Linked DNA regions of Homo sapiens: region 2 is linked to region 1. A link is a loop called in an ENCODE intact Hi-C map of the cell type or tissue named here. Cell type or tissue: A673. All regions are shown on one strand.

Evidence for each region. A loop is a pair of places that touch in the nucleus more often than their neighbours do. Peaks named below come from ENCODE experiments on the same cell type or tissue, not always from the same donor. Only the 100,000 strongest peaks of a DNase experiment are listed, where the experiment ranks them.
Region 2: a loop joins it to region 1, with 5 times the contacts of the local background. A loop is called at or near these places in 46 of 110 quality-filtered maps.

The regions. Positions count from the first base shown.
Region 1 is chr22:36,121,213-36,126,212 of GRCh38, reverse strand. No RefSeq gene overlaps it. Among named protein-coding and RNA genes, the nearest start is that of APOL3, 37 kb to the left of the region's middle. RefSeq lists a silencer at 1,908-1,977 and an enhancer at 1,918-2,212. In A673, a CTCF peak has its summit at 2,047 (motif pointing right); a DNase peak (open chromatin) is centred at 2,152; H3K27ac peaks cover 930 bases.
Region 2 is chr22:35,429,040-35,434,039 of GRCh38, reverse strand. It overlaps a transcript of MCM5 not described here. Among named protein-coding and RNA genes, the nearest start is that of MCM5, 31 kb to the right of the region's middle. In A673, a CTCF peak has its summit at 3,046 (motif pointing left); a DNase peak (open chromatin) is centred at 3,019.

The sequences.
Region 1 (5,000 bases):
TCTCTGGGCCTCAGGTTTTTTACCTGATAGATGGGCTTAGAGTCTCTTCTGCTGATCCCCCAGGGTTGCAGGCAGCCAGTGAGGTTCTGAGTACTGTAGAGGGGATGCTCTCAGCAGTAGTGGCGGTGGTAGGGAGTTGGGATTGCAAACCCAGAGGCCAGCAGAGGCCAGGCAGGAACTGGATTGAACTGGAAACTCAAGCTGTCCACTTGGGTCCAGTCAGGATGGATACTGATAGAAGTGGGGGTCTCATGTTGCCCACCTCATGTTTAAGAAGATTCTAGAATTATAGATTATTTGATGTGAAATTTCCTTAAATGTAAATGTTGGTAAATAAAGTAACTATTTAAACGATATACATGCAAACACACATTTGCACACACACGCCTTACACACAATGGCTGGTCAGATTTAGTGCATAGCCAGCCAGCTGGTTTTCTGCTTTGGAATTATAGGCTGCTAATTTTTTTATTTTTTCTAGACATGGTCTTGCTTTGTCACCCAGGCTGGAGTGCAGTGGCGTGAACACAGCTCATTGCAGCCTTGACCTCCTGAGCCCAAACAGTCCTCCCATCCCAGCCCAGCCCAGCAAATAACTGGGATGACTGGCATGTACCACCAAGACTCACTAATTGTTGTATGTTTGTAGAGACGGGGTTTCACCATGTTGCCCAGGCTGGTCTCAAACTCCAGAGCTCAGGTAATCCGCCTTCCTCGGCCTCCCAAAGTGCTGGAATTACAGGCATGAGCCACCGTGCTCTGCCTAATTGTATTTTATTATACTAAATGCAGTTTCTTTTGCCTTCTGTATCTTTTCAAACCCTGGGTGGTATTCCCCCAGCAAGAGTGAATTCTAGTTTACCTACTACCTATGCCTGTATGCTTACACTTTCACTGAATTTCTTTAAATTTTTAAATAATATTAGGAAGAAAATGGGGCTGATGAGCAGCTCTTGGGGCACTAGAGGCCTTCTGGGTAGCTGTCATGCCTTGAACGTTTCTTGAGCGTGCCTTCTCCAGCCTCCAGTGAGCACGAGGTCTGCATTGGCAAACAGATGTCCACTGTCCTGGGGACAAGAAAGGTGTGAGTCCTCCATGGCAAACAGAGAAGGAAGGAGATGTCTCCTTTCCTGAATCAGCTTATTGGGATAAACAGGAAACCCACAGAGGCTTTCTCACCAAGGCCAGCGTGTTTAATAGGCCTGCATCTCACCTCTGAGGATCACAAAGTGTGTGAGCAGCGTCCCAGCAAGGAGACACCGATGCTCATGAGGATTCTGAAACCTCTGTTCGCTGTTAGGAAATGCTCTTGACCCATGAGTGTTCCTCTTTCAAGATCCTCCAGCATTGCCAACCCGTCCAGCAAGAAGGGGAGAGATCTCATAGCACGGGGGCTTGACTAAATTTGAGGAGTCGAGGAAGTGACGTTTCAGCTAAGACTTTTTTTTTCCTTTGAGACAGGATCTCGCTCTGTTGCCCAGGCTGGAGTGCAGTGGCTCAATCCTGGCTCACAGCAACCTCTGCCTCCCGGGTACAAGCGATTCTCCTACCTCAACCTCCCCAGTAGCTGGGAGTACAGGTGCCCGCCACCACGCCCAGCTAATTTTTGTATTTTTAGTAGAGACAAAGTTCCACCATGTTGGCCAGACTGGTCTCAAACTCCTGACCTCAAGTGATGCTCCCGCCTCGGCCTCCCTAAGTGCTGGGATTACAGGCGTAAGCCATTGCGCCCTGCCTCCGCTAAGTCTTCAAGATCGGCCAAGGGATGATGAAGAAGGTTGGGGAGAAGAGCGGGGATGAGGGGAGCCCAGCTGCAGGCCGCATATTCAAAGACTTGTGGCTGGGAGGGAGGTCCGGAGAAGAACTGAGTTCTAGAATCTGAAAGACGGCTAGCATGGGTCAGAATGGAAACTAACCAGACCACAGTGTCAGCCACTCAAGCTCCCCTAGCCAAGCCTCGTGCTGAATTTTGAGGGCTGCAGTAGAAAAGCGGGCGCACTGCGAGCCCTGCGTGTTGCCAACAGCCTCGGCAGAGCCAGGAGGTGGCGCTGTCGGCACACGCATCGTGCTGTCGGCGCTGCGCAGCCGCAGCCCGGGACCTTGGAGGACAGGCGGTCGGAGCCGCTGCTGGTGACGTCAGCAGTTTTACAGAGGCACAAAGCCGGAGCAGGAAGAGTAAATGTCTGCACCAGGAAGGAGCCAGGGAGGCCAAGTTGAGAGCACTTCAGAAGAAGTGAATAGGTTCAGGAATCCAGCAGCGCCGGAGGGGTGGAGCCAGGGAAATACTACTCTGTGACAGTTTTGCTCATGAAGTGGAGTGCCAGGAAAACACAGCGTCTGGCCGGGCGCGGTGGCTTATTCCTGTAATCCCAGCACTTTGGGAGGCCTGGGCGGGCGGATCGCTTGAGGTCAGGACCAGCGTGGCCAACATGATGAAACCCCGTCTGTACTAAAAATACAGAAATTAGCCGGGCGTGGTGGTGCGCGCCTGTAATCTCAACTACTCGGGAGGCTGAAGCAGGAGAATCGCTTGAACCCGGGAGGCAAGTCAGCCGAGATTTTGCCGAGGCGCAATCAGCCCAGATCATGCCACTGCACTCCAGCCTGGGTGACAGAGCAAGACTCCGTCTCAAAAAAACAAACAGAAAAAAAACACAGCGTCCAGGCAGCTCCACCTTCCATGTTGAAAGCCTGTGACTGCCACATTCTAGCGGGACTGGCTTGTTTGCCTGCAGAACGGAATGGCCCCGGGGTCTGTCTGGGTCTGGGTCCAGATGAGAAAGGCGCCCAGCCTTCCTCTGGCCCCAGCCCTGCACATTGACCAAGGATGGATGGCCCTCCATACCAGGCACCCCGGCTCCTCCTCATTCCCCTCTGGCTTCTCCCTTCCTCCTACCGCCATGCTGATCCTCCATCCTTCTGGCTCTGGGCAGTGGTTTTCAAAAGCACTGTGGTGGTAGTCACTGGGGCTGTTGGCCACATTTGTCTGGCTTTTCCCCTTTCCAGATGCACAGTGGGATTATTCTTCCTGGTCTCCTTATGGTTGGGTGGGAATATGTAACCAGTTCTGGACAAAAGAGTTTTGAATGGAAATAATATGTGTCATTTCTAAGCCACAGCAATGAATGCTGATATAAGACCCTTTTCCTCTACTGTGGCAACCAGCAATCTTCCAGAAAGTGGTTGCTCCATGATACTGAGTCCAGGAGGGAAGACAACCGGAGCAGAGAGGCACCTGCCCCATGATGGACATGTAGCGTGAGCAAGAAGTAGCCTTTGCTGTTGTGAACCACTGAGATCGGGGGCTTGCTTTTTGGTGGTTTTTGTTTGTTTGTTTGGTTTGTTTTTTTGTTTTGTTTAGTTTTGTTTTGTTTTTTGAGACAGAGTTTCGCTCTAGTAGCCCAGGCTGGAGTGCAATGGCGCGATCTTGGCTCACTGCAAGCTCCACCTCCCAGGTTCAAGCGATTCTCCTGCCTCAGCCTCCCAACTAGCTAGGACTACAGGCATGCACCACCATGCCCGGCTAATTTTGAATTTTTAATAGAGACAGGGGTTCACCACGTTGGTCAGGCTGGTCTCAAACTCCTGACCTCAGGTGATCCGCCCGCCTCGGCCTCCCAAAGTGCTGGGATTACAGGCGTGAGCCACCGTGCCCAGCCTAGGGGCTTGTTTTTTACTGCAGCATAACCTAGACTATCCTGGCTGATATAAGCAAAGCTGCTGGAAATCAGGAAGCTGTTTGTAGAACACTATGAAAGGTACACAGCTTTAAATCCTTAGATGAACTAGAATTGTTATTAACAATGAGTATCACTTATTGACCAGGCGTGGTGGCTCACAACTGTAATCTCAGCACTTTGGGAGGCTGAGGCAGGCGGATCACCTGAGGTCAGGAGTTCAAGACCAGCCTGGCCAACATGGTGAAACCCTGTCTTTACTAAAAATATAAAAATTAGCCAGGTGTGGTGGCACACGCCTGTTATCCCAGCTACTCGGGAGGCCCAGGCAGGAGAATCATTTGAACCCAGGAGGTAGAGGTTGCAGTAAGTCGAAATCACGCCTCTGCACTCTAGCCTGGGTGACAGAGTAAGACTCGGTCTCAAAAAAATAAAATAAATAAAATAAAAAAATAAATCAATGAGTATCACTTATTGAGCACCTACTACGTGTCAGGTATTACACAAGGTATACTAGGTTTTTTGGCAAATGTTTTCTCATTAATCCCCATCCTAGCACTGGGATTTGGCAATACTGGCCTATTCGGTATGATTAGTCTGAGGCAGTGAAACTCAGGGAAACGGACTCAAGGTCATGACCATAGCCTCTAAGTGGTCTTAATATAGCCTCTAAGTCATGACCATAGCCTCTAAGTGGAATTGAGATTCAAATGTAAGGATCTCTGTCACCCAAACTCTCATTCTTTCCACTCCTAGGCTGTTATCATATAAAAAGCAGGACTAGGCATAGTAAGGGGAAAAAAAAAACAAACATTTTAAAAAGAAATTATCTCTTAACAGGAAAAACATTAACATCTGCCATTTTTCTAAATTGAATGTGAAAGATGATCCTGACAGGCTGAACAAAGATGCTTGCTCTCTGTTGTGATGTTTGACAAGGGAATCTTCCTTCATTTTCTCCTCTGATGAGCCTCTCTACCAGATAAGCAGCAGCAGGAACCAAACGTTTAAGAAAAATGTAAAGACATTATTTTGTCCATCACTTAACATTTTTATGAACAAGTTGGGAGGTAGCCTGCATGAATGCCTCTGTGCAATGGAATGAATGGCCGGAGATCTCACCATCCCAGGATGACTTTGGGGAAGGAAGACCCAAACAGCCCACTATCACATGCTGTCCTGCCTGCCTCAGGCCTCCTGTCCTTCTCTCCCTTGTGACCTGCAAACTAACCTTGAGGACTCATGTCAACTGTCACTGCATTGGAAGCCCTCTGTGATAGTTAATATTGAGTGTCAACTTGATTGGATTGAAGGATGCAAAGT
Region 2 (5,000 bases), 690 kb after region 1:
TCAGTTCCAAATTCTAGTCTTGTGCGTTTGCATTCAATGGCAGGATTTCCATGCCATCAGAAACACTAGCTGCAAGAGAGTCTGGAAATGTGGTTAAGTTTCCCAGCCTCTGCAGCACGGGAAGGGATGCCACATGGAATCCCTTGAGTCCATGGGATCTTGGGGCCATTTAGTGGCTGCCCCCGACAGGGCTTGAGGGGAAGGACCTCACCACAGGCTCCAGTCCCCGGCCCAGTGCCTCTGAGGAGGGATGGGGAGGGTGGGGTAGGGGAGAATATTTCCAGCCTGTTGCACCAAATGTGCCCAGCCCTGGGTCCTGCAGATGGAAAAGTAGAAATGAAGCCTTGCTTGGCTGCTTCCCCCTCTCCTGCAGGATCCACCCCCAAGAAGGGGCAGGACGACAGAGTGGGGATATGAGGACAGAAGAGCGACTTACATACACCAACAATGGCAACACGTGGCAACCAATGCCATTAGGCATTCCCAATGAAATGAGAGACCCCCCCAAGGTCCCCAAAGGCAACCTGGGTTAGGAGAGGAGCATTGGACTAAGAGCCGAGGGGTCTGAGTTCTGACCCAGGGGAAGCCCCTAACAGACTGTTTGTGAGCATGCCACATGCCCTCTCTGAGCTGTGGTCAGAGAGGTTGCAGTCAGGGCTGTGATCTCATCTGAAGGCTGGATGGTGGTGTTAAAGATGGTGATGTTATACATGGTCTCATCTATAACATGGATGGTGACTTGATACTGCCTGGATCCTCTGGGGCTCCAAGGGTTGAAGTTCTATCATGCAAAGGGAATCAAGGGGCCAGGCCCAGTGGCTCATACCTATAGTCTCAACACTTAGGAGGTGGAGGCAGGAAGATCACTTTGAGCCCTCAAGCTTGAGGCTAGCCTGGGCAATATAGCAAGACCCTGTCTCTACAAGAAAATTAAGAAATAAGCCAGACATGGTGGTGCATGCCTGTAGTCCCAGCTACTCCAGGAGCTGAGGTGAGAGGATCCCTTGAGCCCACAAGGTTGAGGGTGCAATGGGCCATGACTGCACTACTGCACTCCAGCCTGAGCAACATTGTGAGACCCTGTCTCAAAAAACAAAGAGGATCAAGGATGATGGGACAGAGACAACCTAGGGGGTTCACCTGGGCTCCACCATCTGCCCCCGAGACACCTGCCCCCAGCAACTTTTACCCTCCCAGCTCTCCTGAGTGCCTGATTTCCTGGTCTCCCTCTAGGACCTCCCATCTCTAGCCTCACACAGCGCTGCCTGGCCCCAATCCCCAACCCCCTCCACTCTCCTCCAGCCTCTCACCCACCACCCCCCCGCACACACACACACAGAGCCAGATGAGGCTGGACCAGGCTGGAGTTGCCGAAGGGGCTGAGCAGATGGCCAGGGCCAGGGACTAGATAGTGACTGGGAATTATTCACCTGACTACATGGGCTGGTGTTAAGAGTCTGGGCCCTTGCTTTCCTCCCCAAGGAAGTTGGAGGAGATACTTCCAGACTCCACGCAGCAGCTCTCTGGTGCTTCTCCTCCCTGCTCTGCTCTACTGACAAGGAGCACGTTCTGTGTGGGGGCCGTGAACAGAACCGTCACACAGTACTTGAGCTCCCAGGGTGAGGCGCTTATGTAACTGATGCCTGCCTGCCACCTGTACTCCCCGCTAGACCCCCTGGCTTCATCTCAAAGCACAAGGCCACCCCGGTACCCACACACCAGGCCTCCATGGGGTCCCATCTCTTGAAATATCACAGAGCACTTGTTCTTTCTCACAAGGCTCTTCATGCTGGCGCTGACGTTCTTTCTGGATCTTTCTCCCCCAAGCAGGAAGAAACATGCTTTGTTCTCTGTATTCCCAGTGTCCCGGAAACCTGTGAATGCTTGGTAAATTTAGCTGAATGAACTAAAAGTATCAATAATAATAGAAACCCATAGAGAATGTAACAGGCACTAGTCTAAGAGCTCTGCATACATTCATGCATTTAATGCTCACCTCGCCCTTTATTGTAGGTACGGTCATTATCTCCATGACACAAACGGATGAATCAACAAATGCCACCACGTTCCTTCTGGGGAAAGGCACTGACCCGACAGATCAGGCCCATCACCAGGCATAAAGTGAGAGGGTGCCATGCTGAGTGTCCTCTATTATACCACCAGAAGCAGGCAGGGTGTTTCTGGAAGGAGGGCCCCCTGGAGGAGGAGAGGCACAGAGGGAACTGAAGTCTGGGTCGCTGGAGAAAACAGCCCCTTCAACTCTAAAGGAGTAGCTGGGCCTGAAGCTGGGGGGTTCCAGGAGCCAAGATCCTCAAACTCACCCATGAGTTTGAGTTTGACAGGGATGGCAGTGGGAACCTTAGGGCTGCGTGCTAGAAGCTGATGGGTTCCAGAGACCGAGTCACCCAGAAATCCCATCTAATTCTAAGATTTGATGAGTCCTATATCAGGAGGAGACAAGACCCGAGAAACTATCACTGTGGTCACCTCCAGGGTGGCTGGGGACGGTCAGAGAGAAGGGGGACTGGTTTTACTTTTGTCTTTTCACCCATGCGCTACCCATACAAAAAATAATACACGTGTATATTTGAACTGAATATTTCTAAGAGTCTAGCCTTCTAAGCCTCCAAGATTATTACAATCATTCTGAGATCCAGACTGATTCTCAGAGACTGCTGGCAAAGATTCGGGGGTTGGGCATCCGTGGGTTTGGACCCCGGCTCCGTGCATTTCTGTGCCTCAGTTTCCTGGTGTGTAACCCAGGACGAGGATACCCACTTCCGCTGGAGCATGATAACGATAACTCAGGCATCCCCCAGGATCTGTCACGCAGCAGAGCCTTTGTCCAAACAAAGCCAGTGGTGAATGCCCAGAACCAGAGGATCCTCCAGGCAGCGTCTGGGCTGCTGAGTCTGAGCCAGGGAGTTTCCAGATTCCCAGGGTAGGAGGCCGGGAAGTCCCTGGGAGCGCCTGGAGAGCTGGCCCTGCAGGCCAGGCCGGGTGGGTGCGGGAGGCTGCAGCCCCGGGCCTGGTGCTCTGGCGCCCCCTCATGGACACTGTTCTCCTCGCACCCCTGGGACAGCTGGAGAGGAGTGCCCTCATTCATCAAAAAAATTCTCCTGATTATTCAGGGTTATTTTTTTTAAAAAGACCAAAGCTAGAGACAAGGTAAGAGTCCCCACTGGTCCTTCTGTGTCCTGCATGGAAATACGACTGAAAAAAAAAAAAAAGGCTGGGTACAGTGGCTCACGCCTGTAATCCCAGGACTTTGGGAGGCCGAGGCAGGTGGATCAGGAGGTCAGGAGTTCCAGACCAGACTGGCTAGCATGGTGAAACCCCATCTCTACTAAAAATACAAAACAAAACAAAATTAGCCAGGCATGGTGGCACGCGCCTGTAGTCCCAGCTACTCGGGAGGCTGAGGCAGAAGAATTGCTTGAAACTGGCAGGCGGAGGTTGCAGTGAGCTGAGGTCGCACCACTGCACACTCTAGCCTGGGCGACAGAGCGAGACTCCATCTCAAAAAAAAAAAAAAAAGTCCCCACTGGCTGGTTTTGGGGCTCCAGGCCCAAAACACAGCATTAAGTGTTCAGAAGCTTTTGACACCTTTTGAGACACATAATGATTAACTACAGGCACTCCTGCCCAGCGGGCACCAGGTGCCCACTTCCTGGCAAAGCTCTTGTTATTTCACTGTATCTTCCTATACTCTCACTATACTCAGCCCACACTATTATCAATCCTCTTAACATCTGGGGGAACAGAGACCCAGGAAGATAAACTGAACTCAGGGCACACAGCTGGAAGTGGTGGCATTAGGTGTCACACTCAGGCCATGGACTCCGTCACCCTGTGTAAGGAGCAGTAATTTTCTCTCCCATTCTCTGCAGGCCCCTGAAAGGTACCATGCTCAATACCAGTGAACGCTGTTCAGCCCAACCTGACCACAACTCTTCCAGATGGGCTTTTATTCCCCCCATTTTTAGGGTGACCAACGGGTGTGCCTAGGGCTGAAGGGGCTCCTGGGATGCAAGACTTTCGGTGTTAACACCAGAAAAGCCCGACCCATTTTACAGACACGGAAACTGAGATTTGGAGAGGGTAATATATTCCACAGCTATTGAGCATGGAGCCCAGAAGTCTTGCTCTAGAATGAGGCCTACTGGCTGAGAAGCACTAGGCTGAGCTGGTTCTCTAAGGAAGAACAAAAAATGGCTGGGCACGGTGGCACAGGCCTGCACTTTTTGAGGCTGAGGTGGGCGGATCACCTGAGGCCAGGAGTTTGACACCAGCCTAGCCAACATGGTGAAACCCCATCTCTACTAAAAATACAAAAATTAGCCAGCTACAGTGGCGCGCGCCTGTAGTCCCAGCTACTCGGGAGCCTGGGGCAGGAGAATTGCTTGAACCAGGAGGTGGAGGTTGCAGTGAGCCAAGAGAGCAAGCCACTGCACTCCAGCCTGGGTGACAGAGCAAGACTCCATCTTAAAAAAAAAAGGAAGAACAAAAAACAAGGGCAGGAGGGGTGAGGAGGAATGGCAGGAGAGAATTCTAGAATCTCAGAGCCCGGAACAATCAATCTTGAAATCTTGAAGGCAATAATATCTCCTAAGAAGACGACCCTTGGTGGCTCACCCAGATCCTTCACTTCTGCCTCTGAGACATTGAGTCATTTCCTCAAAGTCTTGTAGCCTCAATTTCTCATCTGTAATTTGGAGATAATAACCTTAGGACCTAGCATTTCAAAAAGATTTGGCCGGGCACGGTGGCTCATGCCTATAATCCCAGAACTTTGGGAGGCCGAGGCAGGTGGATCACCTGAGGTCAGGAGATCAAGACCAGCCTGGCCAACATGGTGAAATCTTGTCTCTACTAAAAATACAAAAATTAGCCAAGCATGGTGGCAGGCACCTGTAATCCCAGCTACTTGGGAGGCTGAGGCAGGAGAATTGCTTGAACCTGGGAGGCGGAGGTTGCAGGGAGCTGAGATCATGATACTA